Linked DNA regions of Homo sapiens: region 2 is linked to region 1. Evidence: chromatin loops called from intact Hi-C (ENCODE). Cell type or tissue: PC-3. All regions are shown on one strand.

Region 1 (4,000 bases):
AATTATAAATCCATTTATAAAATTTACAAATAAATACCACTATGCTGTTAAAAGAATTAAGGTGCAGAACAGTTTGTACAAAAAGGGAAGAAAATGAGAATAGGAATATATATGAGCCGGGCATAGTGGCTCATGCCTGTAATCTCTGCACTTTGGGAGGCAGAGGCAGGGGGATCACAAGGTCAGGAGTTTGAGACCAGCCTGGTCAACATTGTGAAACTCCGTCTCTACTAAAAATACAAAAAATTATCTGAGCATGGTGGCAGGCGCCTGTAATCCCAGCTACTCAAGAGGCTGAGGCAAGGGAATCGCTTGAACCTGGGAGGCGGGGGTTGCAGTGAGCCGAGATCGTGCCACTGCCCTCCGGCCTGAGTGACAAGAGGGAAACTCCATCTCATAAAAAAAAAAAAAAAAAAGAATATATATGGCTGGGCGCAGTGGCTCACACCTGTAATCCTGGCACTTTGGGATGCCGAGGCGGGCAGATCATGAGGTCAGGAGTTCGAGACCAGCTTGGCCAATATGGTGAAACCCCGTCTCTACTAAAAATACAAAAATTAGCCAGGCATGGTGGTGGGTACCTGTAATCCCAACTACTCGGGAGGCTGAGGCAGAAGAATCTCTTGAACCAGGGAGGTGAAGGTTGCAGTGAGCCGAGATCATGCCACTGCACTCCAGCCTGGGTGACAGAGTGAGATGCCATCTCAAAAAAAAAAAAAAAAAAAGAATATGTATGTATGGCTGGGTGCAGTGGCTCATGCCTGTAATCCCAGCACTTTGGGAGGCCAAGGTGGGCAGATCATGAGGTCAGGAGTTCGAGACCAGCCTGGCCAACATGGTGAAACCCTTTCTCTACTAAAAATACAAAAAAAATTAGCCAGGCGTGGTGTTGCGCACCTGTAATCCCAGCTACTCAGGAGGCTGAGGCAGGAGAATCGCCTGAACCCTGGAGGCAGAGGTTGCAGTGAGCTGAGATCACACCATTACACTCCAGCCTGGGCAACAGGGCGAGACTTCGTCTCAAAAACAAAAAACAAAAACCAAAAGAATATATATGTATGTATTTGCACAAAGGATATGCAATAAACTAATGGGAACGGTTACCTGGTTGTGTGAGAACTAGACAGATGAGAGATAGAAGTGGATGTGAGAGTTTTCACTGAATACCTTTTCAGATTGTTTTTTGAGCCATGTGAATGTGTAACCCAAAGAAAATCAAATTTAAAACATTAAGGATATGACTGAAATAAAGCTTATCCACATATAGTAAAATATAACTTGTATAAGATTAGGTGAAAAATACACGTTGCAGAATAGTATAGAGAGCATTCTTTCATTCATTTCTTTCAATTAATAGATGCTTTTGAGTTCTTAATTTGCATTCTAGACACTTGGGATATGGAAGTAAACAAAGCAGCCAGGCTCCTGCTCTCATGGAGGTCACATTTTAGCAGTGAATAAGTAAGCAAGCACTTAAATGAACAAGGCAATCTCAAACATAGTGATGGAGAGTGACTTAGATTGGGCAATAGTTACTTGATGGGTGTCACTACAGGCCTCTGTGAGGGAGTGACATAGGAGCTGACATCTGAGTGAGGGAACCTGGGAAAAGAAAGTGGTCCAGGACCCAGCGCGGTGGCTCATGCCTGTAATCCCAGCACTTTGGGAGGCCAAGGTGGGTGGATTGCTTGAGCTCAGGAGTTCAAGACAAGTCTGGGCAACATGGTGAAACCCCATCTCTACAAAAAATACAAAATTAGCTGGGCGTGGTGACATGCGCCTATAGTCCCAGATACCAGGGAGGCTGAGGTGGGAAGATCCCTTAAGCTCAGGAGGCAGAGGTTGCAGTGAGTGCAGCAGGGCCACAGTAGAGTGAGACCCTTTCTCAAAAAGAAAAAAAAGAAAAATGAAAAAGAACGACAAGAAAGTGTCCAGGAAGATAATGTAGTGAGGGCAAGGGTCCTGAGGCTGGAACAAGTTTGACAAGTTTGAAGATCTGAGTGGTAGAAGATGAAGTTAGAGTGGTAGTCAGGGGACACATCATGGGTTTAAATTAAAGATTAAACATGAAAATGTCTGGAAAGATACACAAAAATCTTATTAATAGTGACAATTTTGTGCGTGCGAATTGGAGATGAGAATCAGTAGGACTCTTTAATTTCCTATATTCTACTAGAGTTTGAATTTTTAAAGCATTTCAATATGCATAAAACAAATATGCTTCAAAGTAAAAAACATTAATACAATATTGAGCAGCAATCAGTGAAGGTAAACACTGTACCTAGCAGTTTGATAATTCCTTTGGTTCTAGTTCCCCTAGTGGTGATGATGAGGTAGTGCTGGTGATTATGTCCCAGCACAAACATCCTGGAGTGAGAGCTAAAATATCTTTAATACAACTCTGAAACACTCGGCCGGGCACGGTGGCTCACGCCTGTAATCCCAGCACTCTAGGAGGCCGAGGCGGGTGGATCACCTGAGGTTGGGAGTTCGAGACCAGCCTGACCAACTGACCAACATGAAGAAACCCCGTGTCTACTAAAAATACAAAATTAGCTGCGCGTGGTGGTGCATGCCTGTAGTCCCAGCTACTTGGGAGGCTGAGGCAGGAGAACCGCTTGAACCCGGAAGGTGGAGGTTGCCGTGAACTGAGATCGCGCCACTGCACTCCAGCCTAGGAAACAAGACCGAAACTCCGTCTCAAAAAAAAAGAACTCTGAAACACTCAACAGAAGTTTGAATTCTTGAAATTGTGTAATCCTTGCCAAATGATGGTTGGGAAAAATCATAAAATTGCTATTACAATCACAGCAGTCATCAACTGTATATCATGAAGCAGGGGCCAGCAAAGTCTTTAGATTTTAAAATTAAAACATCAGGAAAACTCTCCACTGGGATTGTCTTGAAATGGTATGGCTTAAATGCCCAGGTCCTGGTCCCCATCTCTTCTGAGCCTTTGCTCGAGCCTATCCTGCCCTGTCTTCTCTCCACTTTGGCAAAAACGCCTTTGCCTCCCTGCTTGGTCAGCTACATAGCTTCTCCATTAACTCACTTTGCCCCCCACATTAACTCGCCCTTTAGCACTCCCTGATGAGGATAATAATAGCTGATATTTATGAAGCAGTTATTGGGTACCAGATACCATAGTAATTCATGCTATCTTGTTCAATCCTCAAACGAACCCTGTGAGGGATGTGCTATTTTCATCCCCCCTGTACAGATGAAGAGGGGCAATCTGAGGCACAGGACCATTCAGTGGGATCCCACAGCTGGTAAGTGGTAGCTGATCAAGAAGAAAGGAAAAAGCCACCCTTTCCTCCCTGCTTGCTCAGCTACCACTTACTAGCTGTGGGATCCCACCTAATGGCCCTGAATCCCTGTCTGACTGTAGACCACATGCATTTAAGCAGCAAGCTGTATTTGAATGTGCTGTTTCTATTTGGATACTGAATATATATTTTAATAAGTGTAAATCATGGGTCCTCATAAACCCAAATGTCTATAGGGGCCAGAACGTGAGTCCAGAGAACTTTATATATATATATGTGTGTGTGTGTGTGTGTGTGTGTGTGTGTGTGTGTGTGTGTATATGTATATATGTGTATATATGTATATATGTATATATATGTGTATATATGTATATATATGTGTATATGTGTATATATGTATATATGTGTATATATGTATATATGTGTGTATATATATTTTATGTATGTGTGTGTGTATATATATGTATTATATATGTGTGTGTGTGTGTGTGTGTGTGTATATATATATATATATATATATATTTTTTTTTTTTTGAGTCAGGGTTTCATTCTGCTACCCAGGCTGGAGTGCAGTGGTGAGATCATGGCTCACTGCAGCCTCGACTTCTTGGGCTCAAGTGATCCTCCCACCTCAGCCTCTTGAGTAGCTGGGACTACATATGTGTGCAACTATGCCTGGCTAATTTTTTTTTTTGAGATGGAGTCTCGCTCTGTTGGTCTGCCTCGTGGGT
Region 2 (4,000 bases), 160 kb after region 1:
TGCTTCTTAGTAATCCCTGAGTGAAATGTCTATCCTCAAATACTGGAAATTCCTTAGCGTGTACCTGGGTGGCTTCATTGTCTTTCATTTTGAGCCATAGTCACCAATTATTGGCAACAGGAGAAGTCCCACTCAATATCCTATGTCATTTAAAGATCTCATTTGAAGCCATAGGTTAGGATGTGTTATCCCCTCAGGTGACAGAATGGTTTGGCCACCTGGAGGTTGTTGATAGACTTAAAAATGACCCTTTTGGGAGTGAAGGGGAAATAAATCATCTTAGTGGGTTGTGAAGTGAGAGGTAAAAACATAGGGGTGGTGGACAACTCATTTGGGAAGTATTATGATGAAGGCACAGAGAACTAAGTAGCAACCACAGGGAGTTGTAGGGTAAAAGTATGTTTTGTTTGTTTGAAAATTTTCAGGTAGAAGTCCTGTGGCATATTTTTGCACTGATCATTGGAGAAAGGGTGATAATGCAGTGTGTGAGGTGATCGTGAAGGAGCAGAGTCCTTGAAAAGGTGAGGGAAGAAGGGATCCAGCACACAAGAGAGATTAGCCTTTGGTAAGAGCAAGAGGACTTCTTGCATTTTAATAGGAGGGAGGGTAGAGAAGATGAGGCTCGGTGTTAGTGGGTTTATAGATTTGATGATGGAAAGATGTGAAACATCTTCCAGATGGCTTCTGTTCTTCTTAGTGAGGCAGGAGAGTTGGTTAGCTGCTAATAATAAGGATGGTTGGGAAGGGAGAGTGAGAAACATTTTTTTTTTTTGTATTAATAGTACATAAGACCTTCAAATCAGGGGCAGATTCATTTAGATTCACCTAAAATACCTGACAAGGTGCCAGAAGTATTTATCACATATTTTTGAAAAAAATGGTTTTAATTATCACAAACAGGGATTATTCCTAGCTTTAAATCTCATTTTAGAAAGGTATTATGGCTGTTCAGAAAATTACATATTTTTAAAGCCCGAACCTGAAATTGCCAGTATTTTGAGATATTATGGACAGATGAAATGGACTCATGGTTCATGCAAAAGTGATTTTCATTCTATAAGGGATTTTATTGACAAGAAGAAACTACTCCATTCTGACTAAAGAACATATTGCACCCTGGAGGATTTATTTTCCAAGAGAGGCTACTGACAGGGATAGAATTATCTTCTTTTTGGAGGCCTCCCTTCTCTCCTGTAATCTTCTAGCTGGCGCCTAACACAGGGCTCTGCATCAAGGGGCTTCTCAATACATCCAATTGAATGACTTTGTTTGGGGCCGGTCCTGATGCCCAGAACGAAAAAACTTACTTTTGATTACCTCGGGAGAATTGCTAGTAATGGCCCTGATTTATTCTCTCTCTTTTTTCTCTCTTTTTTTTTTCCCCAGCTCTTCTACCCTCAATGTTTGATTGCTTGCAAGAGGCATGTGAGCCAAAATTTTAAAGTTTGCAAAGTATAAAGAAAGGAAACAAGTAAATAGGGAAGGAGAATAAATACTGAACAAGACTGGGCAAGGTGACAAGAAAGAACTACTGTGAAAATCTGGAAGAGGGCCAGGATGCAAAATGCAGGGGCTGTGTAGTTTACAGGAACTATTTAGCCTCCAGCATGCCTCAGCGATCACACAGAGAAAGGCAGATTTCTCTGCTTTTGTCTCCTACCCTATAGTTAGCTATGGAAATTTGACATAGGTGATATATGTTTTCTGTCAGCAAACTGATACAAATACAGAGGACCATGGGGCCTGTGATCAACAAATCCAACGTGATTTGAATTGCTAGGAGGGGACCTCTTGTGGCTATAGTGGGAAATACTTCAGCTAAATACTACCTTGGAGGCTGCAGATATTTTTATGAAGGAATTAAAAAAAAACCCACTATAAAAGCTCTTTAAAATTACATTTCAGATATTTATAATATTTAATTGTTTTGATAACACCAAATTCTGTAAGAAGGTTTTATCTGTATTGCATCTCTGAAGAGTTCAGTGTAATTTAAAGCTCTTCAGCTTTTATCCATTTAATTCACATATCCTCTGAAAAGCAAATGAAAAGAATAAGAGTTCTCATCTACATTTTGTAGGTGGAAAGGAGAGGTACAGGGCAGGTAAGTAACTTATTGTGGTTTCACAGCAGGACAAGCTAGGCTTATGATAGAATTTGGATATCTCATCTTGGGCTCAATTCAACAGTCCTGGTTTGGAAAACATTCATTATTAAAGCTCTAAAACAAAACCTGCTATTTTGCAAGTGTCAAGTGATTTCTTTATTCAAGAAAAGATGGATTGAGAGACATAAAACTTACTCTTTGTTTCACTGTGAAAAGATGCTATTCCTAGATTCTCCAGGGGGAAAAAGCTGCTTTAAAAAAATCTGGGGAGGATAGCATGTTAGCAACTAAGAATCTTTAGATAAATATATTGTCAATTATGCCCATTTTAAAGGTAGCTACATAAAAATACAGTTGTTTTGAAGGCTATCCTGAAAATCATATAAAATGAACTCCTTTCATAGTTGATTCTCTGACAGTTCCCAGACCCTGCCTTTCCTCTTGGCTCCCTGAAATTTGTGCTAAGAGTATCTGGAGAGCCAATAAATAAATGCTTTCTTTTTATTTTGAATTCAGCCTTTTAAGAACAGGACTGCCAAAACTCAAACAAGTAGTTCATATTTTAGTTAGCACCTCTTGTTTTAGAAGCTATTAGAAGAAAGTCGGAAAAATGGTAATGTCCAAGGAAATGCCACAGAAGTTCGAGTGGGATGTCAAGGAATTGATGAAATGATAAAGATTGTTTCAGTGGATGTGAAGATATTGAGGGAGAAGATATCAAAAAAAAGGGAAAAGGAAATGTGAAAAAGAATAGTCATAGAGAGAAAAAATAAATTTTGGTGGAGAAGACTTTTTTTTTTGGTGGCTTAAATTTAATAATGGGTTAACCTATTGAGTTTTTGGTAAATCTTCAGTTTAGATTCTTTACTGATAATGATGTGGTTCCTCATAAATACTGGAAGGAGAGAGTGTGATGCTTGGTACAAGGGATGAGACAGGTAATATTTCAGAAGAAGAAAAATACGATCTCAGATGTGACACATGGCCTTGATGCCATCATCTCTAGGGTTCTGAAGACATTGAATTTTACATAATTGATCTTTTGATGTGAGGATTTCCTGGACTCTTGTTTTCCCTGCTTTATCATTTTTCACTTTCAATAATTCCAGCCTTTGGCTTTAATTAGATAGAAGAGGTTCTTCTTTTGGAAAGGAACTAGAGAAATGCAAATCTAAACTTATTCAGAGCTATGTTTGTAGGTCTCTAGGCAAAGTATGTGTCTGGCCTTTTTCAACGAAGTATTTTCAGTAACAAGTTGTCAGTGAGGTCAGTGACTAGCGGTTCAGGATTAGATACCACCCACCCTGGCTTGTAACCTCCCCTTTCTTTCTTATCCTGGGTGAACAACGCTCAGCGAAATTGACTGCCCCACTGTCATCTGCCTCTCAATTTGGTACTCTGTAACTCTGTGACCACCAAGAAGCCTTTTTCCGTCCCCCACAAAGCTCTTTTTGGAAAATTCCCTACGGGAGCTGAATTTTAAGCCCATTTACTTTATAGGAAGAAACAGAAAGGTAAGAATCAAGTTTGTAAAGAGAAGAGCTGAACTTCAGCGAATTCTCATTTCTGCATTGAATTCCTGTGTCTTAGTTATAATCATAGGTTTAAAATTTGGGGTTTTCTTCTGAACTGAGGAAGATCACATTATTGTATGAAATAGGAATGTTTTGACTAGTTATGAGAAACGTAGGCTTTCACGCTAATTTTAAAGTTATAAATAACTTTCGAACTATTGCCAGGGGAAGCTGGTAGCCAAGGTCGTGCTTTGCATTCAGAGAGTTTCTGGCTATAAAAAGCCGATTGGATACTGTGCAGGAAAAGATAAGATATGGCCTGGATGCTTGTGCTTTGGCATGGGAGTGGGGAAAAGGAAGCAAAGATGGAATATGTTTG

The links. A loop is a pair of places that touch in the nucleus more often than their neighbours do. Peaks named below come from ENCODE experiments on the same cell type or tissue, not always from the same donor. Only the 100,000 strongest peaks of a DNase experiment are listed, where the experiment ranks them.
Region 2: a loop joins it to region 1, with 10 times the contacts of the local background. A loop is called at or near these places in 1 of 110 quality-filtered maps.

The regions. Positions count from the first base shown.
Region 1 is chr10:67,854,107-67,858,106 of GRCh38, reverse strand. No RefSeq gene overlaps it. Among named protein-coding and RNA genes, the nearest start is that of DNAJC12, 18 kb to the right of the region's middle. In PC-3, a CTCF peak has its summit at 2,302; a DNase peak (open chromatin) is centred at 2,336.
Region 2 is chr10:67,695,621-67,699,620 of GRCh38, reverse strand. It overlaps CTNNA3 (catenin alpha 3), which reads left to right and starts at 3,426. Exons shown (of 18, transcript NM_013266.4): 1 at 3,426-3,621. RefSeq lists an enhancer at 1,677-1,726. In PC-3, a CTCF peak has its summit at 1,785; a DNase peak (open chromatin) is centred at 1,770; H3K27me3 peaks cover 2,025 bases.